3 separate regions of the Homo sapiens genome follow, and regions 1 and 3 are each linked to region 2. Evidence: chromatin contacts called from ENCODE Hi-C or POLR2A ChIA-PET data. All regions are on one chromosome and are shown on one strand. Each heading gives the region's core, a stretch centred on a gene start or an enhancer-like site at or near the end of the contact. The rest is flanking DNA. Distances are from core to core; before and after follow the strand shown.

The links. Hi-C counts contacts between places; a loop is a spot of excess contacts on that map. ChIA-PET counts read pairs that join two places held with the same protein, here RNA polymerase II (POLR2A). Pooled maps may share reads with other maps.
Region 1: a loop to region 2 is called in a map of naive thymus-derived CD4-positive, alpha-beta T cell, with 25 times the contacts of the local background. The contact joins the promoter of KLHL24 here to the promoter of EEF1AKMT4 in region 2. A Hi-C loop is called at or near these places in 2 of 168 maps with a recorded cell type or tissue (dorsolateral prefrontal cortex and naive thymus-derived CD4-positive, alpha-beta T cell), 4 of 37 single-sample maps with no recorded cell type and 16 of 50 pooled maps. POLR2A ChIA-PET finds 5 or more read pairs at or near these places in 2 of 52 experiments (BJ and activated T-cell).
Region 3: a pooled map shows a loop between it and region 2 (5-fold over the local background). The contact joins the promoter of SNHG33 here to the promoter of EEF1AKMT4 in region 2. A Hi-C loop is called at or near these places in 5 of 50 pooled maps.

What each region holds. Positions count from the first base shown.
Region 1 is chr3:183,634,197-183,636,896 of GRCh38, reverse strand. It overlaps KLHL24 (kelch like family member 24), which reads right to left and starts at 1,274. Exons shown (of 8, transcript NM_017644.3): 1 at 1,104-1,274. It overlaps LOC107986162 (a long non-coding RNA gene), which reads left to right and starts at 288. Exons shown (of 2, transcript XR_001741042.2): 1 at 288-362; 2 at 613-2,700. RefSeq lists silencers at 1-198, 249-568, 759-828, 839-948 and an enhancer at 1,369-1,428.
Region 2 is chr3:184,248,198-184,251,003 of GRCh38, reverse strand. It overlaps EEF1AKMT4 (EEF1A lysine methyltransferase 4), which reads right to left and starts at 1,332. Exons shown (of 3, transcript NM_032331.4): 1 at 1,114-1,332. The coding sequence starts at 1,309. It overlaps ALG3 (ALG3 alpha-1,3- mannosyltransferase), which reads left to right and starts at 2,042. Exons shown (of 9, transcript NM_005787.6): 1 at 2,042-2,259. The coding sequence starts at 2,064. It overlaps EEF1AKMT4-ECE2 (EEF1AKMT4-ECE2 readthrough), which reads right to left and starts at 1,332. Exons shown (of 19, transcript NM_014693.4): 1 at 1,114-1,332. The coding sequence starts at 1,309. RefSeq lists enhancers at 1,446-1,555, 1,586-1,645, 1,726-1,775, 1,974-2,717, 2,718-2,806.
Region 3 is chr3:183,446,345-183,449,301 of GRCh38, reverse strand. It overlaps SNHG33 (small nucleolar RNA host gene 33), which reads right to left and starts at 1,694. Exons shown (of 4, transcript NR_038302.1): 1 at 1,537-1,694. RefSeq lists an enhancer at 1,492-2,027.

The sequences.
Region 1 (2,700 bases), core at 25-2,524, 610 kb after region 2:
GGCAGCAGCAGCGGCGGCGGCGGCCACCGAGGCTACCAGCCGCCCGCAGCAGGGGCGGGAGCGCGCGCCTCCCGCACCCGCGCCACCCGGCTCCACTCGGGCCGCAGCTGCAAAAGCAGCGACAGCGCGCGCTCCCGCGCGTCCTCCAGATCACCTTCAAGGGGGCGGGAAGAATGGCCCAGGGCAGGCCCACCTAGTGACAATAAAAACTCGCCAATAAAAACTCGAACTCTCCCTCGGGTACCGCCCACAAGCTGCCGCAGGCGCCCAATCCCCGCCGCGTTAACAGTCTTCACCCGGGGTGTCCAGAACTTGAGGGCGGGTCCATTAGGAACTAAATTAAGAAACTGAGTCCTGGAGTGGTAAGAAGGTGGGGAGGTTAGGCGGGGACTGCGCCGGCGGAACGCCCGCTCCCCCGCCCGCCCCGGCTCCCCGGGGACGGCCGCAGCGGGCCGGGTGTCGCGATCGTGGTAAACAAAGGCTCGCAGGGGACGGGGGCGGGGGTAACGGTCAGGTGACAGTGCCGAGTGCATTTCGCAATCGCTTTAATGGGGCTTCACGGGCCCGCGGCCCTGGGGACCCCACCTTGACCCCGTCATTCCTCCCGGACAGAACCGACGGTCGTCCCACCAAACAAGAAGGCTGGATTTGAGGCGGTCGCACTCCCCCGGGCTTCCTGAAATAAAAAGCAGCGCCCCGTTCGCAGCCCATCGGCAACAAGCAGCACCCGTCTGCCCAGCCGCCTCCCCCGGCGGCGCCCGGCCCCGCGGCGACTAGCCTACCGCACCTGCGGCTACCCCCAGTCCCGGCAACCACCCCGCCCTAGCCAGGCCGCACCAGCCGCGCCGCGGTTCCGGGCCGTAGTGCCAGGAGGCGCGCGCGCCCTCCCTCAGGGCTGTAGCTACCAAGCGGGGGAGGAAGACCCCCCAGGTGAACCCTGGAGGCCCCTCGCCTCAGAAAGGGGCCCTGTAGCCCAGCTGCAGCCTCTCCGCAGACCGCCAGTCTGGCTCTGAGAGGCCGGCCGCCGCTGGCTGCCCTCCCGCAGACACCCCGGTGGTCAGGACCGCCGTCGCCCCTCCGCCCCCGAGGACTCAGACTCTGACCGGTTCCTCGCCTTTCGGCCGGTCCCGGAGCTGTCACCCCCGGTACCTCTCGGCGAACACTGGAAGCAGCCAGCAGTGGCTAACCCCGCGGTCCCTCAGCGGCGGGCGGCGCAGCGCACTCTCCAGCGCCGGCGTCTCCTCCAGCCACCAGTCTCTGCCGCAGCTCACAACAAAGGAAACATGTGACCGTCCGGGCCAAAACACTGAGCGTCAGCGAACCCTGGCCAATCCGGGTGGGCGTCCTCCGCCCCGGGGAACCCTGGGAGATGTAGTTCACGCTTCCCGGTGGCCTCCGGGGCCACCTGGGGCTCCCGCCGTGGGGTGGGTGTCGGGTGCCCAAGAGGACGAGACCCACCCAAAGGGCTGCTGACTCAAAAACACCTTGTTTTAAGCAGAGACAGTTAAAAAAATGCCTCTTGTGTAAGGAGCCGAGTGAGAAGCCAGAGTCGTTTCTTTCCTTCCCTCAAAGGCCCCTGCCACGTCCCAAGGAAAAAGCCCGCGATCAGCCCTTCGACTTTAAAGCTTGGGTCGAAGCTTAGAGAGCTTTTTATTTGACCCTTTGATAGACAATCGGAAATCAGGCCTGAGGGCCTGCAGGGTGGACGAGACTAAAACCCCAGTCCTTAGAAGGAGCAAGGAAAACCACCTCTTTTTTTTTGATAAAGCTGTTACTGTCCCTGGTATCAAATCCTAGGTTACCTTTTTATTTTAAACGCACATGCACGTCGACCAAAGCTGTCACAAATCCCTGTTTTCCAAGGTAGATGGAGTTCCTAAAGGACATTGTGTTGTCGTTTTGTGTCTGCAAGCTTTTTGTTTTGTTTCGTTTTGAGACAGAGTTTCGCTCTGCCACTCAGGGTGGAGTGCAGTGGCGCAATCTCGGCCCACTGCAACCTCTGCCTCCCGGGTTCAGGCGATTCTCCCGCCTTAGCCTCCCGAGTAGCTGAGACTACAGGTGCCCGCCACCACGCCCAGGTAATGTTTTGTATTTTTAGTAGAGGCTGTGTTAGCCAGGCTGGTCTCGAACTTCTGGCCTCAAGTGATCCGCCTGCCTTGGCCTCCCACAGTGCTAGGATTACAGGCATGAGCCACTGCGCCCCGCCTGCAGGTATTCTTTTAAAGGATGATTGCAACCATTTAACTAGTTTTTGGTTTCTGATACCAAATTTAAAAATCTCTATCTTCTACATGTCATGAATACCGTCATGCCTCTATTAAATTAGGCGTTGTGTTCTGATGACCAGAGGCGGAAATAATATGGAAGGCCTATATACAGGCCTTTTAAACATACTTTTTAGGCCTCTTTTCCATCTCTTATTCAATTATTTGAGCTATTTCTTCTGGTATTTATATATTTCCAAATAATGTATGACTATTTCCTATTAAGGAAGCTATCCTTCTCATAATCTGGTTAAATCATTAATGTTTACGCTAATGAGACCATGTATTTATTATTCATTGTTGAGACAAATCGTATACAATTTCCCATCTTGTATGGCTTTTGGTTTTCCTTGGAGTTTTAATAATTATCCTCTTTCTTTGCTTATTTTATTATGGATCTATCACAATGTCCTCTTAGTTTTTCTAAAACGATAAA
Region 2 (2,806 bases), core at 83-2,582:
AAGCGATTTTCCTGCCTCAGCCTCCCAAGTAGTTGGGATTATAGGCATGCGCCACCACACCCGACTAATTTTTTGTATTTTTAGTAGAGATGGGGTTTCTCCATGTTGGTCAGGCTGATCTCGAACTCCCGACCTCAGGTGATCCGCCCGCCTTGGCCTCCCAAAGTGCTGGGATTAATGGCGTGAGCCACCGCGCCCAGCCAAGTTATTAACCACTAAATTATACTTTTTTTTCTATCCCTAGTAATGTTCTATTTCTCAAACTGAGTGGAATAGACACACACATTAGATTTGTTATTTATACCTTACATATATATTACATATACCTTTTTTATTTATTAAAGACTTCACTTAAACATACAAAGGCTTTTACAAAGAGCAAAGTAAAAACGACAATTGGAAGAAAATCTGTTGCTCATTCAAACTTTACTAGCGCCTCCAAGGCTGACACTAGGAGAGAACCTCAAGAGGTCAGCCGAACACCCCAGAGCCCTACCTTTCCTCCAGCACGTCTCCCTTTGGGGAATCGTATCACCCTGGGCGGCAATCTCCCCTCCACCCCTAGAGGGTGCTGTTCTCACTCTCTAAGGCATAGGACCAAGTTTCAGACAGGACTCTCTCTAGGTGACTCTGGCTCCCAGTGCCCAGGGGCAAAAAGAAAAGCGCTGGGCATTATTCTCGAGGTGCCTGCGCGTGCCGCCTCCGATGTGAACTCGCAGTACCATTTCTAGAACTGAATCTAAAGCTCAGAACGGGTTCATGACTTGTCCTAAGTTTTACAAGTCAATTAGCGCTAGGACTTGATCTCGGTCCTCTGAGCAATCCGGTCCCCAAGGCTGCCTGCCTCCCGAGGGTCCGGACAGGGTCTTGGGTACCCCCAACGCTCAAACTCTGAGGGACTGTCTTTCTCCAGAGGGCCCCGGGACCAACAATCTCTTACTCCTGTTAGCCTTGACTAAATACAGCCGGGACTCTGAAGGAGCTGGATCTCGCGTCCCAACGCAGGCGTCCTCCAAGAGGGATAGACAGGCGGGAGGAAAGCGGACCAGGCCAAGCCCATGCGGCGCCGGTCCTGCCAGCTCTACCTGGCGGGGCCGCGCCGGGATTACCCACCTAGCACAAGGATACGGTCCTCGGGCCGCAGCTCCGGCTCTAGGAGGGCACGGAAGGAGGAGAAGTCCCCGAACCAATCGTAGGGGGCAGAATCGGCTGCGCCTTGGTAGCGCTGATCCCAGTACTCGACTTCGCGGTACCCGCAGTTCCGCTCCGGTAACTCCGGAGGCGCCCTACCTGCCCCTGGAGAGGCCATGCTCTCAACCGCCGGGCAGCCAGAGCCGCCGGCCCTTCAGCCAATACGGAAGGCAGGATGCAGAAGGCGGGGCGCTGGTGTCTCCGCCCACCACCTGCAGTTGCTCAACACAAACACGTGGAACTTCCGTCCTTTACTAAGCGCTCTTCGAAGAATCCTCCGGCTGGGAAAACTATCGTCCAGACCCTGAATCCTCCGGCTGTACTGCCAAGTCATTTCCTAGGGCCGCACTCAAGGTGTCAGACTCACGTGGGCTCATCACTGCGTCCTCTCATATTTTCAATATGAATGACTTTTATCAGGAAATCTGAAAATTAGTGAAAGGTTCATTTTTCTCAGCATCCGGAAGGCTCGAAGGGCAGGCAGGAGGGGCGCGAACAGGGGCTTTGCCCTCCTGGAGAGACAGCATGAACACAGATGTTCCCAGCGCAGGCGAAGGAGAATGCTGGCTTCAGCGGTTGTGGGGGAGGTAGGCAGGAATGTTGCTTTTCTGGACATTCGTTCTAAATTAGCGCCTGTGTACCCAGGGCTGGGTATAAACTGAGGAGTAAGACATTGTCCCTGCTCCTATGGAGCGTGGAGTGCATCAGAGGAGACAAATGCAGAAAAATTACATTTTAGTGGAGTAAATGAAGACTGGCTACTCGGATCGGCGCTTAGCCTGGTGGGACGCCAGGCACGGGAAGCGGAACCTAAGTGTCGAAGGTTCGGGTTTCCGGGGGTGGTGGGCCCACACAAGCGGCGCACCGTTAAGATGGCGGCTGGGCTGCGGAAACGCGGCCGGTCCGGTTCCGCGGCCCAGGCAGAGGGACTCTGCAAGCAATGGCTGCAGCGCGCCTGGCAAGAGCGGCGCCTGCTGCTGCGGGAGCCGCGCTACACGCTGCTGGTGGCCGCCTGCCTCTGCCTGGCGGAGGTGGGCATCACCTTCTGGGTCATTCACAGGGTGGCATGTGAGTGCGCCGAGGGGGAGGGGAGGGGAGGGAGGGAGACCTGAACCCGCGACCCAAACTGGATCTCAGACCTGGAACTCCAAACCAGACTCTGTATCCACTCACTCGTCAATTGCGAACCCATCCATATCCCTTACCTGAGCGCCAAGCCTGCTCTACAGAAAACCGGATCTTAATCTGCCCGCATGGCAGAGGTGGATACCCTAGAGATTGGCCTTCTGCACTGAACTTACAGCCTGCAAACCAGCTTAGAAGTCAGATTTGAGCCAAAATTGTTGTACTGCTGCTGCTGCTGCTTTTCTCTGTGGCTTTGGACACCTCAGGTCTCCTCCTGGATCTCAGCTTTTTCCATGTGTTCAGTTCTGTGATCTTTGAACGTCCCTTCTCAATGATGGCATCTTGTGACCACTTGAGTCCATTAGGCATTATTGGCTACTCCTTTCCAGGCTGAAACTATACTCTAGGCTTAAGGCACTTGGCTTTCTTGCTAAAGACTCTTAATTCAACAAATATTTATTTAGTGCTTATTATATGCCTAGCATTATGC
Region 3 (2,957 bases), core at 445-2,944, 800 kb after region 2:
GAAAATTGATTTGGAAAAGTTTTAAAATTCAAATTTAAATATGAAAGATCTTCATCCTTTACCCGTGATACGTGCTACAGATATTTTCTCCCAATCCAGTTTTTTTTTTCAGTTGTCTTTTGACTTTATGATGTATTTGCCATGCTATTTGTTTTATGTGGTCAAATTTATCAACTTTTTATTTTATTGCTTATGGTTTTTTGAGTCATAGTTAGAAAGCCTTTTTCTTTTTAGTACTTGTATTGTTTCATTTTTCACATTTAGATCCCTGATCCATTTAGACTTCATTTTTGTTACGCTATAAGGTGTAGATCTAATTTTATCTTTTTCCAAATGGCCAACCAGTTGGCCCAGCTCTGTGTATTACAAAGCCCAACTCTGCTCCAATGATATGTGATAGCACCTTTATCTTTAACTTTCTACCTGCACTTGGGGTTATTTCTGGATTTTCTATTCTATTCTACTTGTCTTTTTATATTATTCACACACTAGTTCCACATCTTAATTATAGAGACTTTGTAACCTCTATAGTCATAAAACCTCTATGACTGCCTTCATAACCTGTATAATACAGTTTTAATTACAGAAACTAAAGACAAACATAACTGTAAACCAATATTGAACTCTGGCTAGTTGGTCTGTTTTTACACAGTGGTATGGGTTAGCAATTTTGAATCTACTTTTTGCACACGATTGAGCAAAAAAGTGAATATCTTGTGGATAAGGAGAGCCAGCTTTCTCACTCTCAGAAAACAGTTACAATTACAGAAAGGGCAAATCTGATTGAACCGTGAGATGCTGCACTGGAACTGAGTTAACAGTATGAAGTCAGCTGTTTTTTAAACATACATGTAGATAGATAGATATAAAACAGATATAGATGTGCCTGGATTGATGCATGTATGGATGTGTGTGGGGAGGGTGTGTGTATACATATAAATATACATGTATATATACGTACATACACACACATATGTACATAAATATGTGTGTTTGCATCTCTCTCTCTCTACATATATATATACATAAAATTTCCTAGCGTTGTCTGCTGAGACAGTCTAGAAGCGATGGCATCCTAGTAGCAACGAACACAACCTACAGCCCAGATACGGCTGTAAAATAGCATTCTCCAAAAAAAGGAACCAGGATTCTTTGGAGAAATGTCTGATTCCAAGGCAGGAGCTAAGTACAAGATGAGCCTGGAACATCTTGTGTCCTTAAACAGAGAATGACGGGGGGACATGTTAAAAGGACACGGGAACCAGAAGTAAGCAAATGAATAAACGGGGGAGAAAGGAAAGCGCTTCCTTACTATAGAAAAAGAGAAAACAGAAAAGCATTCTGTAGCTCGTACCGTGTGGGGGCGGGGGAAGACAGAGGCCTGGCTGCAGAAGGACGCCCTCTGGAAGGGGGACTGGAAGCCGAATCCCCTGACAAGCGGTCGCGGTCCTGTCTTTCCGCTCGAGCTTCGTTCTCCCTTCACCACCCACCCCGCGCCCCCACGCACCGATCCACCGCGGCTTTATGCCTCGTCACCTTGGCAACAGCAGCGGGCTCAGGCAGTGTCGCCACCAGTTTCTTGCACCCGCCAGCAGCACTGACGCTGCAGAGGTTGCCGCCATGTCCCCTCGGACCGGCCGCTTGGTGAAGTGCGGCTGCGTCTCCGTTGTCGTCCACATCACCTCCGTTCGGTGTAAAAGCCTCTTGTCCTCCTCTGGCCACCGTCCAGGTCTGAACCAAGAAATGAGCCAATCCCAGCGAGGCATTCGGGTGGGGGGCGTCACCGTTGAAACCACTCGGCTACAATCTGCCAATCGGGCTCGTGCCCGCGGGGTGTGGTCTCGGCCTCCGGGACCCTGGGGGTCTGCATCTACTCCGGGGTGATGTTGGGGGCTGGGAGGATCTGCTCTGTCCCCAGCCTCCTTAGGCCCTGGGTGTCCCTATCGCCGTTTCCGCCCAAGAACCGCAAGGGCCCACCCTATCGCAGGCTCCAGGGCAAGAAACCCTCCTCTTGACCTTCAATCTTTAGAGAACTGAGGTGAAGAAACGGGGCGGGAGACTGTCGTAGGATACAAAGGAGTGGAGAATAAAACAATGCAAAATTGTATAACATTTTCAAAATGTAAAAAAAAAAAAAAACTGATTAAGAAATCCTCTTAACCATCTCAAAACTGAGATTACTGAATATCTTAAAAATGAAAAAAAAAAGAGCAAGCTCTGCATATTAGTACCTGTGGGATATACCAATACAGTGCTTTTAAAAATTCAAAATAAAAGTAAATTAAATAATTCAGAAAAAATAGCAAGGTAAACCTAAGAAAAGCCGAAAGAAGGAATTCGTAAGAATAAAAGAAGAAAATAAAAAATAGAAATGGAAATGGGAATACTAATAAGAGATTTGAAAAAGGCAACAATAGGGTGGTTGGCTCAAGAAAGAAAGAGGAGCACATCAAAATACAAAATGATAAAGGGGAAATAACCATAGATACAGGAAAACTTAAAAGCATTGCATGATCAGTCAGTTCTACATAATAAATTTGAAAACTTGAATGAAATGGACAAGATTCCAAGAAAATATAATTTACCAAAACATTCCAGAGATAGAAATTCTAAGTAGACCAATTACCATAGAAGAAATAGATGTTGGCCGGGCGCGGTGGCTCACGCCTGTAATCCCAGCACTTTGAGAGGCCGAGGCGGGCAGATCACCCGAGGTCAGGAGTTTGAAACCAGCCTGACCAACATGGAGAAACCCTGTCTCTACTAAAAATACAAAATTAGCCGGGCGTGGTGGCACATGCCTGTAATCCCAGCTACTCGGGAGGCTGAGGCAGAATTGCTTGAACCCGGGAGGCGGAGGTTGCGGTGAGCCGAGATTGTGCCATTGCACTCCAGCCTGGGCAACAAGAGCGAAACTCGGTCTCAAAATAAAGGAAAAAAAGAAATAGATGTTATTA